2 separate regions of the Homo sapiens genome follow, and region 2 is linked to region 1. Evidence: chromatin contacts called from ENCODE Hi-C or POLR2A ChIA-PET data. All regions are on one chromosome and are shown on one strand. The core of a region is the stretch at or near the end of the contact, and the rest is flanking DNA. Distances in the headings are between cores, read along the strand shown.

What was found. A loop is a pair of places that touch in the nucleus more often than their neighbours do. ChIA-PET counts read pairs that join two places held with the same protein, here RNA polymerase II (POLR2A). Pooled maps may share reads with other maps.
Region 2: a loop to region 1 is called in a pooled map of ovary, with 3 times the contacts of the local background. The contact joins two enhancer-like sites. A Hi-C loop is called at or near these places in 3 of 50 pooled maps. POLR2A ChIA-PET finds 5 or more read pairs at or near these places in 2 of 52 experiments (PC-3 and activated B cell).

What each region holds. Positions count from the first base shown.
Region 1 is chr17:77,421,237-77,428,621 of GRCh38, reverse strand. All of the region lies in intron 3 of SEPTIN9 (septin 9), which reads right to left. LOC112268199 (a long non-coding RNA gene) reads left to right here. Exons shown (of 2, transcript XR_002958141.2): 2 at 1-7,385. Among named protein-coding and RNA genes, the nearest start is that of MIR4316, 28 kb to the right of the region's middle. RefSeq lists enhancers at 1,151-2,059, 2,692-2,781, 4,744-5,548, 5,684-6,349. Within about 2 kb of position 3,566, at least 33 of the 41 ENCODE cell types and tissues checked have a DNase peak (open chromatin) inside an H3K27ac peak, as active enhancers do.
Region 2 is chr17:77,094,360-77,101,744 of GRCh38, reverse strand. It overlaps SNHG20 (small nucleolar RNA host gene 20), which reads right to left. Exons shown (of 3, transcript NR_027058.1): 3 at 6,759-7,385. It also overlaps a transcript of SEC14L1 not described here. Among named protein-coding and RNA genes, the nearest start is that of MIR6516, 8.6 kb to the right of the region's middle. Within about 2 kb of position 2,629, at least 24 of the 41 ENCODE cell types and tissues checked have a DNase peak (open chromatin) inside an H3K27ac peak, as active enhancers do.

The DNA.
Region 1 (7,385 bases), core at 2,317-4,816:
TCTGCAAGATGAGGATGCCGCCGCACAGCCTACTTCAAATGGTCACTAAGTTGCCTGCACAGCTAACATCTGCCGAGCCTGTGACACGACCAGCTTTGCTTCAATTTCGAATGTGGTACTCCCACCCAGTTTGGGGGTGGAACTGTTAGTTCCTCTTTTTCTGGATAAGGAAGTTGAAAGGCTCCAGAAGGCACCAAGGTCAGCTGATCTGCCAGTAGGTACAGTGTCCACCTGTCACTCACAGCCCTCCCTTGACCGCTTCGCCTGTCTCCCCAGTTGAGATTCTGTGTGTACTTGAACACTTTGCCAATGGTTGAACCTGCACCAGGGTCACTGTGTCAGCTGGGCCTGCCAGGCCACCGTCCCCGAGCTCTGTCCAAGGCAGGGCCAGTGTTCATACCTTGCTTCCTTGCCAGTGTCCCACCCAAGGCCCTGGAAAGGCCCTGGAGTCAGAGATCCGGCTAAATCCTGGCAATGCCCCATACCTGCTGTGTGACTATGGGCCAGCGACTCAGCCTCTCTGTGCCTCCCGGGTTGCTGTGAGGGTTACAGGAGATGCACAGAGGGCCCTGAGCTTGGTGGCTGGCATGCTGCAAAGGCTAGTTACGTGGTGCAAGGATGGCACTGATGACAATAAATGAATCGAACGAAAACCAGGCTAACTGGGCCTGGGGAGGGGCGCTGGTTAAACAGACCCGAGTGGATCAGGACCTTGCACATGATGAGCAAGCGGGAACAGCTCCAAATAGCAAGTCGGGCAGGCCCAGGATGACTCAGCCCTGGGTGCTGTCCAGGGCCCCCTCTCGGCTCCCCTGCCGGCCTGGTCTCCTCCTGTTCCAGCCTGACTGCCCCTATGGGCTCCAACAAGTTCCTGACCAGGACTGAGGCAGAACAGACAGGGCTCAAGACCCTGCAGGCAGGCACAGAGTGTGGATGGCAAAAGGAGATGCTCCAGGCCCCCTGCCGTCCTTCCCTCCCCGAAGGCTGACAATGTCAACCTACAGAAGAAGCTGTTCTTCCCGGCCTCGGATCCCATCTCAATACAGTGTATGAGGCAGCTGTGCCCAAGGGGTGTGACCACTCCTGCAGATGGAACCCATTCACTGTGCCCAGCCCATTGCCAGAGCCCGGAGGACGGGGGAAGTGAGGTGGGGCATCTCCCACAGTGAAGGGAAAACCCAGTCTAGCTATTTTTTCTTGTGTTGCTTCTGGAACTCACCCTGTCATGGCTCTACCCTAACTCAGCTTCCCAAAGCCTCAGAGAGCTTTGTCCTTTCCCCTGCATCCCATCTCGTCCACTTGTGCTGGGTTAGTCCCCCAGAAGCCCCGTCTCCTGTCACTCCCAGGGCACCAAGGCTGGTTGGTGGGTTTAGGGATTCCCATCTTCTGATCCAGCCCCAGTGGCTCACCCCACACTCACCGGCACTCACAGGTGTGTCTCCCACCTCCGGCCTCTGCACAGGCGGCCCCACATTCTGGGAGCTCAGCCTCCCCCAAGGACTCACGCCAGAGCACAGGGACCTCTGTCTCTGACTCCTTCTTAGCTCCAATCACGAGCAGTCCATGTCATAGCAATTCCTTAGCTGCTTGTAGCTGTCTGCTAAGTTATGATAATGGCCTTTGCCCTCTAATCTAATGTCTGCATACAGACAAATCGCCACATTCTAAGCAGACCAGATACCACTTCCTCCAGGAAGTCTTCCCTGACTGCTCCAGTTGGACAGAGGCTTCCCTCCTTTGTGCTCCCCTAATGCTTAACAGGCATTCACTGAGCACCCGTGACATGCAAGGCACCCACAACACAAGTCAGTGTCCCCTGCCCTCCCAGAGGGCATATGAACAAATAAACGGCAAGACTCTCCAATACTCATCCATGCCCCATAGAAAGCCACCCACAGGCATGGGAGGGCTGTTTTAACTGCGGGTGACAGGGAGGCCTCTCCAAGATGGCAGCGCTTCAGCAAGACCTGAATGAGGCGGCCAGGAGGTCTAGGGAGGGACTTTCCAGGAGGGAACAAGTGAATATTCTTCCGTGAGGATGAGCCCTCATGTTCCAGGAGCAGCCAGGCCAGGGGACCGGTGCAGTGAACAGGGGCTGAGGGGAGTGGCCAGGTGACGTAGGGTCTCACAGGCCGCCCCACGATGAGTCAGCGCCCCAAGCACAGCAGACACCCAGGGAAGGTTTAGGCTGGGGAGTGATCTGAACAGATTCTCCATCCAGGAGCTCACCGGGGCTCCTGGGCTCACGCTGTTGCGCCACTGCATGCCTCCGGGGGCTCGGGGGGGCACCCTTTACACCATCATCACAGGCAGCACTCCTGGGGGAGGTGTGCTGTGCAGGGGACTCGCTGGCCACCCTGTCGGGCAAACCACAGGGGACTGTGTAGGACAGGCGGTCAGTTCAGGAGGGACAACTACCCAAGCAGGGGTCAGAGGGCACTCGGATTCGGGAGGAGTGCTCAACTTCTCAGGCCCAGGCAACCAGAGGTGGGGGGCGGGGTGCTGCTTCCTGACATGGGAGGCCTGGGGGCCTGGCTGCATTTCCTGGTGTGGAGGTGCTGGGAGGTGTGGAGGCCTCCTCCTGAGGCTGGGACCCTCTGGCCATCCTGACCCACTGTTCCGATCCTATCCTCCAGTCTGAGGGCATGGCCTGAACTCACAGCCGCACACACTCCCCTCTGCACAGGGCCCTGCGGGGCCGGCACAGCAGCCTCTCCTCTACAGATCAGGATGCTCAGCTCCAGGAGGGCTGGGACTGTCCAAGACCGCACAACCAGGGTCAGACACAGCTGGGCCAACCTTGTGACTTCTGGCTCCACGCACAGATTCTAAGCACACAGGTAAAACTCTGCTGGCTGGGAGGGTTGGGGGGTAGATGAGCGGGGGGCAGCTTCCTCTTAGCCTCCCAACATGCCAGGTCCCTGGGTGGGAGGGGGCACAAAGACCCTACCTTTCCCAAGAGACAGAGAAAGAGGCAGTGGAGGGTCCCTCTCTGGCTGAGGCTCCAGGTCCTGAGTGGTGAATGCAACCCCACTTGGAGGCTGGAAGTCAGGCGGCCTTGGGGGTGTGCGAGGCCCGCCAGCTCAGCTGCAGCTCCTTCCATGTAAGGGAACCCCCCCCAGGCAGCGTCCCCATGACCAGAGAGGGGGCCAGGAAGAGGTGAGGGCTGTATCCAGAGTGACACTCGGGTGGGCTTCACCCTGGGGACACGGTCACATCCCCCTCCCGGACCTCTGAAGCCCTCAGGTGCGGGTCAAGGGCTCTCAGCTGCAGGCAGGAGAGGGCCCCACAGCCACAGATCTGGGGAGTCCAGCTTGCAAAGCCCAGAGGCTTCCGGAGGCCGCTGGCCCGGCTTCCTGTGCAGCTGGGTTTTCCTGGGAGGCCCTCCTCCGGCACTCTCAGTCCCCAGCCCGCACGACCTCCCACAGCTGGGCCCATCTTCCCAGGCCCGGGTCACATGGTGCAGGTCAGTGGGGCTCTGGGGGAGGGCAGGGCGCCAGGAACAGCCCCGGGGGTGGGGGGACTGGAGCAGAGCTCACTTTGGCCGCCTGCCCACTTTGCATGAAGGACGCTAGACTTCCACATGTGGTCACTCGACTTCGCCCAACTATGCGTAAGTCCTGGTTACCCTCACCCTACTGATGGGAATTAAACTGGCCAAGGAGAAGCTCAGAATCTGAGCAGAGCAGGGGTCCAAGCCTCCCAGGAGTTCTAGGTACCCCCCAGCCCCTCCTTCCGAGTACTGAGTCCACACACTCAGTGCCCGGATGCCCATTCACTTGGGGGCCCGGCGACCGCCAGTCAGCATGGCTTACAAAGGGCTTCTGTGCAACAGGTCTCATTTGATCCTCCCAAAAACCCTCCGAGGCAGGACAATGTTATTCAACCCATTTTACAGACAAAGCAACTGAGTCATAAAATGGCTTGCCAAAAGATACAGAGGCAGAAAGATCAACAGCAAAGAGCTTCTCTGTGATCCTGACCAGCAAGGCCCCCAGAAAAAAGCAAGGGACCCCGAGGCCCTCACAGGAACAGAGTCCTGGAGGAGAACAAGAGCTTAGCCTCATGCTACCCTCAAGGGGTACCTTGAAGGTCAAGGTATTGGGCCCAAGCAGGCTGGACTGTGTTCCCTGTACCCCTCCCACCTCCTGAAGCCCCTTCCCTCCCACCCAGGTGGGCCGTGGAGGTGTCCACAACATATAATGGAACAGCTGGTAGGTCACTGGGCCCCCCACTGAGCCAAGGGGCTCGACCAGAGGCTCAAACAGTGGCACAGAAACCATGAGCCTCGCTGCAAACCAGCTCAGGCTTTGGAGTCAAGCAGCCCTGTGTTCACAGCCAGGGTCAGCCGCTTCTAGCTGTGTGGCCTGAGGCCAGTTCCTCAACCTCTCTGTGCCTCGGTGCCTTCTCTGCAGTAGTAACAGGAACCGTTTTCTACGGCGATAGTGCAGATACATCCCATGAAGCGCATAAAGCTTCGAGCCCAGCGCCTGGAGTACGTCAGGACGCAGTAAGTGGTCACTTATGATTCATGAAATATTAATAAGGTGAGGGGTGGAATGACAGCCTCCTTGCGTTGTCCCTAAAATGGAAACAAATCTGCTCAGCGCTCAAAGCAGCAGAAAGTGAGCCAAGGACAGGCTCCCAGCGACATGCCCTGGCAGAGTGTTCCCTGCTGGCCCCAGGCAGGGCTCAGGGCGGGCGGCCACCCTCCAGATGAGCTCATCGCTGGCACCTGCTTCCAGAGCACATGCCTGGACTTTCCAGATCTTTCCTCCCCTCTCTCTGACCTTCCCCTACTCTGCAACCCCCACCTCCTGCCACTTTCTTACTCACTCTCTCCTTTCATTCCTGTTCAAAAACAAATAATGGAGGCCAAATGTGTCAGCTGGCTCCCTGGAAAGGCTTCCCTGCAGCAGGAACGCGACGGGGGCAGTGGAGGATTGCTCAGCGCAAGCCACGTGATCTCCGCGCGGAGCCGGGGAAGGGGAGGCGCTGAGATCGAGGGTGCTAGGATCGAGGCACTGAGATGGGGTCACTGGACAATGGCCAGGGCCAGCTCCCGTTCCCACCCCAACAGGGGCCCCCACATTCAGGGGCCACATCTCTAAAGTCTCTTGGACAAGAGAGACAAATCCCATCACAGGGTCAGAAACGCTGCCTCCAGGCCGCCATCTGGGTGGGGGTGAGAGATGCCTCGCCGGTTCCTAAACATTCACTCTGTGGACAAAACTATCAAGGGGAACTCAATGTTTCCACAGCAGCTTGGTCAAGATATAGGTATCAGGCCGGGCGCAGTGGCTCACGCCTGTAGTCCCAGCACTTTGGGAGGCTGAGGCGGGCGGATCGCTTGAGGCCAGGAGTTCGAGACCAGCCTGGCCAACATGGTGAAACTCCATCTCTACTAAAAATACAAAAATTAGCCAGGTGTGGTGGTGTGAGCCTGTAGTCCCAGCTACTCAGGAGGCTGAGACAGGAGAATTGCTTGAACCCTGGAGGTGGAGGTTGCCATGAGTGGATATCACACCATTGTACTTCAGCCTGGATGACAGAGCGAGCAAGACAGCCTCAAGAAAAAAAAAGATGCAGGTATTGTCTCAGGGTTCACAAGTATAACCTGATCCCTGATGTTGGCATTTAATCCTGATGCAGATCCCAGCAGGAAAAGGGAGACGAACCAGAAGGCTGTGGGGACGAGGGGTTTACAGCAGTGCTTATTAGACTTGCTCTGGCAGGCACAAGTGTCCCCTGGAGGCTGCTAGACAAGCAGAGGGCCCACCCCAGAGACTCTGGTTCTGGAGGGCTGGGTTAGGGCCCAGGAAGCTGCATTTCGGCAGGGAATTCAGAGCTATCCTGAGTCCTACTTTGGAAGCAAGAGCCAGGGGGCAGAACAGAACCGGAACCAAAAGCTTCTGTGGGCCCAGTTTCATGGGGATGGGCCCGGTTTCATGGGGATGGACCCCTGCACCATCCGAGGTGACCATTAGCCCGGCTCCCCGGGACCAGCCCTGAGTGCTCCCTGGGGAAAGCGGGACCTGCAGAGGATGGTTTTCCAGGATCCGCCTGACCACCCACCCCCAGCCCGCTCTTACCCCAGCTTCCCTGACCTCCATCCTCCACCTAGAACTCTGGAGACCTGGCCCTGGAGGCCCAGAGACCAGAAATGAGGGGAGACAAGGGGAGAAGCTCCCCTCCCCATTCGCTGGCCACGCCAATGGGCTGACCTCCCAGGAAGCCACACCAGCCACTGCTACTGTCCTGGCCGCCCCGCCTGGCCCCGAGGCTGGGTGAGCAAGCATTCCGTTCTGCCTGCTTCTTCACCTGAGTCTCCTGCTGATGTCACGAGAGGCCTGACCACGCGCCCAGGAGGTACAGGACAGAGCCCAGAGCTGTTCAAGAACACATAAGGCTGAGGCCCGGGTCCTGCACCTGGGAAGGGCCAGGAAGGGTTAAAGGAAAACCCCAGCTGAGCACAATGGCTCATGCCTGGAATCCCAGCACTTTGGCAGGCCAAGGCAGGAGGATCATTTAAGCCCAGGAGTTGGAGTTCAGCCTGGGAAATATAGTAAGACTCCATTTCTACAAAAAAAAATTAAAATTAAAAAATTAACCAGGCATGGTGGCACACACCTGTAGTCCCAGCTACTTGGTAGGCTGAGATGGGAGGACTGCTGAGCCTAGGAGGTCGAGATCACAGTGAGCGGGACATTGGGCCATTGAACTCCAGCCTGGGCGACAGAGAGAGACCGTCTCAAAAAAAATCCCTACACTCCATGGAGCTTAGCAGAACCTTCGGCCAGGGTGTCTCGACTGTGAAATGAGCGTGGCAGCTGCCAATCCCCGAGGGTGAAGACCCATCCACTAGCAACCTGCACCCTGGCACGGTGAGAGGAAGTGCCTGGGGAAAGACGTCGGCCGAGGCAGAGAGCTCAGCCCAATCCACCGTGGAGGAGCCACTCCAGTTCCAAAGAGAAAGATCAATAAACCTCAGGTGAATGGCCCAAAAGCCATCCCTGTACACGCAGAGGGTGCATTCTGGGACATGTGGATACCTTCTCCCAGGACAGGAAGCAAAACCAGCAGGCAGAGACGTGAGCCTCCCTGCTCTTGCCGGAGCCAACCTGGAGCCCTCATCTCGGTCCCCAGGGAAGCACAGACCCCCACCTCCACCGCAGCCAAAAGACTTCCTGTTGACTTTCCCAGCAGCATCCAGCCCAGTCTTGTGGGGAGAGGCGGCAGGGGGAGGAGACAGAGAAAGATGAGCTCCTGGCAGCTGTGACTGGGGGGAGAGAAATGCGGTTCCAATCTGTTCCTGCTCACCCCACAGACGGGCGGTGTCTTATTTCAAAATCCAGGGCAGCTGAGGGACTGAAGGAAGAGGGGGA
Region 2 (7,385 bases), core at 1,380-3,879, 330 kb after region 1:
ACCGAGTGGTCCTCAGACCAGCAGTATCAGCATGGCCTGGGAGCTTGTGAGAACTGCCGAATCTCCAGCCCAGGCCAGACCCACAGAACCACCAGAAGCTGCATTTTGATGGGATCCCCAGGGGAGTCCTTTGCAAATTGTTTGGGAAGCACTCAACTAGACAACAAATTCACTTATATTCTTAGACCAAAAATGCAACAACGTGGGCCTTCTGAACCAAGACAGGGATTTAACCATGACAGTTATTATGTCTGGTCAAAAAAGAGGGGCCGGGAACAGTGGCTCATGCCTGTAATCCCAGCACTTTGGGAGGCTGAGGTGGGCGGGTCACCTGAGGTCAGGAGTTCGGGACCAGCCTGGCCAACATGGTGAAACGCCATCTCTACTAAAAATACAAAAATTAGCCTGGCGTGGTGTGCGCCTGTAATCCCAGCTTCTCAGGAGGCACAGGATAATTGCTTGAACCTGGGAGACTGGGGTTGCAGTGAGCCGAGATTGTGCCATTGCACTCCAGCCTGGGCAACAGAGCAACAGGGCGAGACTCTGTCTCAAAAAAAAAAAAGAGAGGGACTATATGCTTAACACTAAACCAGGCTTGGGACAGAGCCCTTTCTACCTGATATAATTAATAAATTCATAACTTGCTTCTGGGTAGAGACTGGCAAGATTGGGAAGGAGTTTTCTGGGAAACCAGTTACCCAACCAGCTGCCTGTCAGAACCATCAGCCTGTGACTCTAGATTTGGCCTAACAACAATAATCCAGCTCTTATATTTTCCTATAAAATATCCCTACCTAAATGTGAACTTATGAATTGGACTACTACAGCCTGACCCCTGCATACAATATTGTAACAAAACTTTAATCAATTGTATGAAAAGTCTTCTCTCACTCATCTAAGAAAAAAATTGGAATGGATAAATTAACTTGATTGACCTTACGTAAAGTTACGCTGAGAGGCCACCAGGAAGTGTGGGAAGAATTTAGCAGCAGGTTCAGAGAAAGCCCAGGCTGGGCGCGGTGGCTCACTCCTGTAATCCCAGCACTTTGGGAGGCCGAGGTGGGTGGATCGCTTGAGGTCAGGAGTTTGAGGCCAGCCTGACCAACATGGTGAAACCCTGTCTCTACTAAAAATACAAAAATTAGCCGGGCGTGGTGGTGGGCGCCTGTAGTCCCAGCTACTCTGGAGGCTGAGGCAGGAGATTTGCTTGAACCCAGGAGGCAGAGGTTTCAGTGAGCCGAGATCACAGCACTGCAATCCAGCCTGGGCAACAGAGTGAGACTCTGTCTCAAAAAAAAAAAAAAAAAAAAAAAAAAGAGAGAGAGAGAGAAAGAAAAGAAAAAAAAAAAAAGAAAAAGCCAGCCAAGGAAGGGGAAATTAACAGGGACAACAATACAGAATGCACACACTGCAGCGCAGGGCGGTAGGCACCTTTTGCGCATGCGCACTAACGTGAATGCCGCATGTACAGATGACCACAGTGCTCGGAGGGTGCAGAAGGGGAAGCAGAGGGTGAATAGGCAGAAGTCAGTCCACATCTACCAGGAAGAGGTCAGTCCACATCTACCAGGAAGAAAGTCAACAGGCGAGGACCCAGATGACTCAAAGAGAAGCAGCGCAGCACGCCCGCTCCTCGGAAACAAAACCAGCGAAGCTGAAGGAATGGAAAATGGCTCCCGCTGGGAGCGCCAGAGCAGGGAAGCTTAGCCTAGTGTTAGAAGCCTTTTAGTTCTATGAATTTTTTGAACTAATGCATGTATTACTTTGGGAAAAAAAATTTTTTTAAACAAAAAGACATGTTTTTGTTGTAATGCTGGGGCATGTTAAAAAAAAACAACAAAAAACGCATGAAGCCTTTATTTCATTTTGATCTCTTAATACCTCCTTTTGATCTTCCCCGTTAACTTTCGAAGGGGTGAAGTATCTTGGAACAAAGACAGTACATTAGTGAAGGAGACTCACGTACCTTAGGATTTTTTTTGTTTTTGTTTGAGAGAGTCTCACTCTGTCATCCAGGCTGGAATGCAGTGGGGTGATCTCAGCTCACTGCAACCTCCACCTCCCACGTTCAAGTGATTCTCCTGCCTCAGCCTCCAAGTAGCTGGCATTACAGGAGTGTGCCACCACACCCGGGTAATATTTGTATTTTTAGTAGAGACGAGGTTTCACCATGTTGGCCAGGCTTGCCTCGAACTCCTGACCTCAAAGTGATCCACCCGCCTTGGCCTCCCAAAGTGCTGGGATTACAGATGTGAGCCCGGCCATGCCTTTGGATTTTAGGGGCTTCAAGATGTGCCTTAGGATTTATGGGGGGCTTCGTCCATAACTCATCCTGATAGAAGATGACAACTGAGCAAAGTTTTCAAATAGGCTCATGTCAGAAATTTGACTTTCAGAAATCTACTCAATGGGGCCAGCCACGCATAGAAGGTAAAATGTGGCTTACGGAGCCTCGTGTGGGAGTCAACATTAAAACCCAAGTCTTGGTTTTGTTAAAAGGGATTTGTCATTCAAAGAGAGTGGAAGTCTTATTTTAATTCAATAAAATTATCTAAATGTTTTGCTGCTCGGGCTGTAGTTCTAACGTGGCATTGCATAACCACTGTTACATAACCCTCCACAGCTGACAGTCTGTGAACATGTGACCTTCCAGTGACTTACACGGGGCTCCTTTCATTACCATTGCAATAAAAAGAACTTGGTTTTGGCTGTAGCTGCATAATTGATCTGAAAAAAAAAATCACAACAAATAACTATTTCAAATACATTAATCACATGTAACCACATCAAACCCAAACAGGCTTCTATGAGAATGTAGTTTTTGTGGTCTTGTTGCTAGCAATTTAAATACTGATATAAATGAAACACACATATCTACTCTGTTGAAAAAGCAATAAGTCCAGGGCTCCCACTCTCAAGGAGCTAGTGTAGAAGTAGTGTTCAGGGAAGCTAAGGCACAGGGAAGGAAACAATTCCAAAACCACGGGGTGAGCTCCATGAATGAGGTGGGCACTAGGAGAGGACAGATCCAGGGCTGAGGTCCTTGTCACAGAGAAAGACAGTCTCCAGCTTCATCACTGCAGTGAAGGGCACGCGATCTTTATGTGAACAAAGTCTGTCCCAGAACACTTCCAAATACTGCAGGACATGTGGCTCAACATGAGCCAAAAAGACGGTGTCCCCATGCATAGACCTGGGATCCTCTCAATGGGCCAATGTGTAGGAACAGGAAATACTTTTTTTTTTTTTTGAGACAGTCTCACTGTCGCCCAGGCTGAAGTCCAGTGGCACGACGATGGCTTACTGCAACCTCTGCCTCCTGGGTTCTGGCATTTCTCGTACCTCAGCCTCCCGAGTAGCTGGGATTACAGGTATGCACCACCACGCCTGACTAATTTTTGTATTTTTAGTAGAGATGGGGTTTTGCCATGTTGGCCAGGCTGGTTTCGAACTCCTGACCTCAGGTGATCCACCTGCCTTGGCCTCCCAAAGTGCTGGGATTACAGACATGAGCCACTGCACCGGGCCTAGAACAGGAAATACTTCTAACGTAAACTACCATTAGAGGGAAAAATGGTTCCTAAAAGGCAAGAGTAGATAGAATATGTAAGCTACGGACACTATTCAGAGAAAAGGCAGAAGTCCCACACTTTCCTCCATGTGAGGCCCCATGAGATCTGGCCTCAGCCCCCCAGCCCTCTCATCAACTCCTTTTGCTTGTGTGCCAGGGCACTGGCTGCCTCCCCTGCTGGGGTGCTCTTCCTGGTCATCATGTGACTTACTCTCACTGAAGGATTTGGTTAAAGGCCACCCATCTAAAATTGCAAACCCCATCCCGTGCTCCTCCGTAGTGGGGCTGCTGTCTTTCTCTCCATAGCACTCATCTGTTATTCTGCATATTCTAATGACCTGTTTCCAGTCTCCCCTATCCTGGGATATAAGTTCTCTGAGAGGAGGGAGTATGTTTTGCCTCTGGCTGTATTTTAACATATCCAGCAATACTTGTTCAACTAAAACCATCAGAAAGCTGTTCACCGGGCTAATAAGCCAGAGAACGTACAGTACTCTGTTGAAGATTACACTTTCAGAATGGTCATTCTCCCCACTCCCCCGCCCCCACCCAGCAAGTCCACTTTCCCACCAGCTAACAATCAGCACTCTTTTTTTTAAATTTTTTTTCTTGAGATGGAGTCTTGCTCTGTCGCCAGGCTGGAGTGCAGTGGCACAATCCCGGCTCACTGCAACCTCTGCCTCCCAGGTTTAAGAGATTCTCCTGCCTCAGCCTCCCGAGTAGTTGGGATTACAGGCGTGCGCCACTACGCCCGGCTAATTTTTGTACTTTTAATAGAGACGGGGTTTCACCATGTTGGCCAGGATGGTCTTGATCTCTTGACCTTGTGATCCGCCCGCCTCGGCCTCCCAAAGTGCTGGGATTACAGGCGTGAGCCACCGTGCCCGGCCACAATCAGCACTCTTAACTGTGCTGGCTTTGTGCAAACTTTGTTTGGTCTTGATAAGTACCTGTCAATTTCAAGTTATAAGCAATGTTCATGCCAGAGACACTTCTAAACCCTTAATGCACACTGTCTGGGACTTCAAATACTGGTACGTGTTAACACTGGATTCCTTACAAAGAAAATCTTTCCCGATGTTCTCACCAGCTGGCACTGGGAGTACATTGGAACGGAGAAATGTATTAGAACACGCTCTTATCTCCACGTGCAGTGCCTGTGCTTGGTTCCTGACATGATAAACGCTTCCAAGGAAAGCACTTATCACGAACCAAGACACCTGGACTGATTCCACTGGGACAACCGGACAGATTCGTAACTAAGAGCCCAGCCCCGCAGATGAATCTTCTGCATAACTTTTTGGTGACAGAAAGTCTTGGCTAAATTACACAAATCAAAACAAAACAAAAAAACCCCAAAATCCAAACTCTGTACCAAGTTACAACAGACATAACTTTTTGGTCACAGAAAGTCTTGGCTAAATTACACAAATCAAAACAGAACAAAAAAGCCCCAAAACCCAAACTCTATACCAAGTTACATCAGAGAACACAGTCTGGTGTTGGATTACATCCTCTAGTGGACGAAGAGAGAAATTCAAAATCTTGACTTAACTGTTCTTTAATTTCTATACCTTTTCTGATACAGGGCTTGTGTCCCACGGTGACTTTTTTTTTTTGAGATGGAGTCTCACTGTCACCCAGGCTGGAGTGTAGTGGCGCTATCTCGGCTCACTGCAACCGCTGCCTCCCAGGTTCATGCGGTTCTCCTGCCTCAGCCTCCCGAGTAGCTGGGATTATAGGTACGCAACATAACGCCTGGCTAATTTTTGTATTTTTAGTAGAGACAGGGTTTCAGCATGTTGGCCAGGCTGGTCTCGAACTCTTGACCTCAGGTGATCCGCCTGCCTTGGCCCAAAGTGCTGGGATTACAGGTTTGAGCCACCACACCCAGCCTCATAGTGATTTTTAACCTTAAATACAACTTCTTAACCACATATTTAATTATCCATTGCTAATATTGAAAGCACCATCTGTAGCCAGGCGTGATGGCTCATGCCTGTGATTCCAACACTTTGGGAGGCTGAGGTGGGAGGATCACCTGAGCCCAGGAGTTCAAGACCAGTCTGGGCAAGACAGTGAGACCTCATCTCTATTTAAAAAAAAAAAAAAAAAAAAGACTGACTGCAAGGAGCTGGAACTGAATGACAGCAGGAGACAGCCAAGGCCAGGGAATGTTCCTGACAGCCACACAAAACCTTCCTAGGCCTCCACCCATGGAGTCTAGGCCTCCCTCCCATCACCCAGAAAGATGCCCAGCATGCCAGTCCTGTGTAGGAGGAGCGCGCCCATTACTGTGTAGGAGAATTAGTGAAGGCTGTTTATTTATTTCAGTAATTAGTTAATTTTTTTTTTTTGAGACAAAGTCTTGCTCTGTCTTCTAGGCTGGAGTGCAGTGGTGTGACCTTGGCTCACCGAAACCTCTGTCTCCTGGGTTCAACTGATTCTCATGCCTCAGCCTCCCGAGCAGCTGGGATTACAGGTGCCTGCCACGACACCTGGTTGAATTTTGTATTTTTAGTAGAGATGGGGTTTCACCATGTTGGTCAGGCTGCTTTCGAACTCCTGACCACCCGCCTCGGCCTCCTAAAGTGCTGGGATTACAGGCGCAAGCCACCATGCCCAGCCAATGAAGGCTCTTCATTGTCTTGGGGTCTAGTGACAGAGAAAAGGCAAGCAGGTTCATTGTTAAGGAGCCACTTTCAGGCAGTGTGTCTGCAGACACTTCATGCAGAGACAAGGTGGCACCCTGAAGGTGGAGGATTCCTGGGAAGGTTCAGCCTCAGCTTCTGTCACTGCCTTGGGACACTCATTCCCATCCTGTCCTGATTTCCCTGTTACTGGCAGACTCTTCTGCCTTAAGAGCTTGCAGACCAACAATGACCTCTTGGAGACTCAGGCACTCTCCTCGGGGTGATAATGAGGAAAGCTCTCCTAAGTATCAACAGCTCTGTCCATTTTCCACGCTATAAATAAGATGTTACTGCTCAGGGGAGCCTAGGATCTAATCCTTCCAATCAAACTCCCAAACCAAGATTGAACCAACTCCTCGAGGAACTGTGCACATGGGCAGCAGCTGCTTGCAAAGACTCATATTCCAAGGACAGACAAGTCACCCCCAGCCCCTGTGGGGAAGCCGGCCTTCTGCATACAGGAAAGACACCACACAGGAGAACGAGTCAGTAACTGGGAATCAAAGTGGTTTATTCCAGAAATGTCAATATACACTTTTTTTTTCCCCAGTATATATCACATCTTAACACAATATATTACTTTGGGCAATTAATACATTTCCTTCCTCTAAAGACAAGCATGCAGAGGAGAATGTAGGTAACTGTTTATCACAGGGTATACACTCTTGTGAGTGGCCCAAATTGTGCAAACAAGGAGGTAAAAAAACAACAGCCTGGCTGGGCGCAGTGGCTCATGTCTGTAATCCCAGCACTTTGGGAGGCCGAGGCGGGCGGATCACCTGAGGTCAGGAGTTCAAGACCAGCCTGGCCAACATGTGAAACCCTGTCTCTACTAAAAATAAAAAATTAGCTGGTTGTGGGGGCATGTGCCTGTAATCCCAGTTACTTGGGAGGCTGAGGCAGGAGAATCGCTTGAACCTGGGAGGTGGAGGTTCTGCAGTGAGCCAAGATCATGCCACTGCACTCCAGCCTGGCGACAGAGTGAGACTCCATCGCAAAGACAAAAAACAAACAAAAAAAACGACAGCCTACAGTAAGTCTTACCTCGGCTCTCCTGCCCTGGGAGCAGGAAGGCATCTTTCCGTGGCAAATAGCACCCGTCAAGACCCCAAACCTTCCTC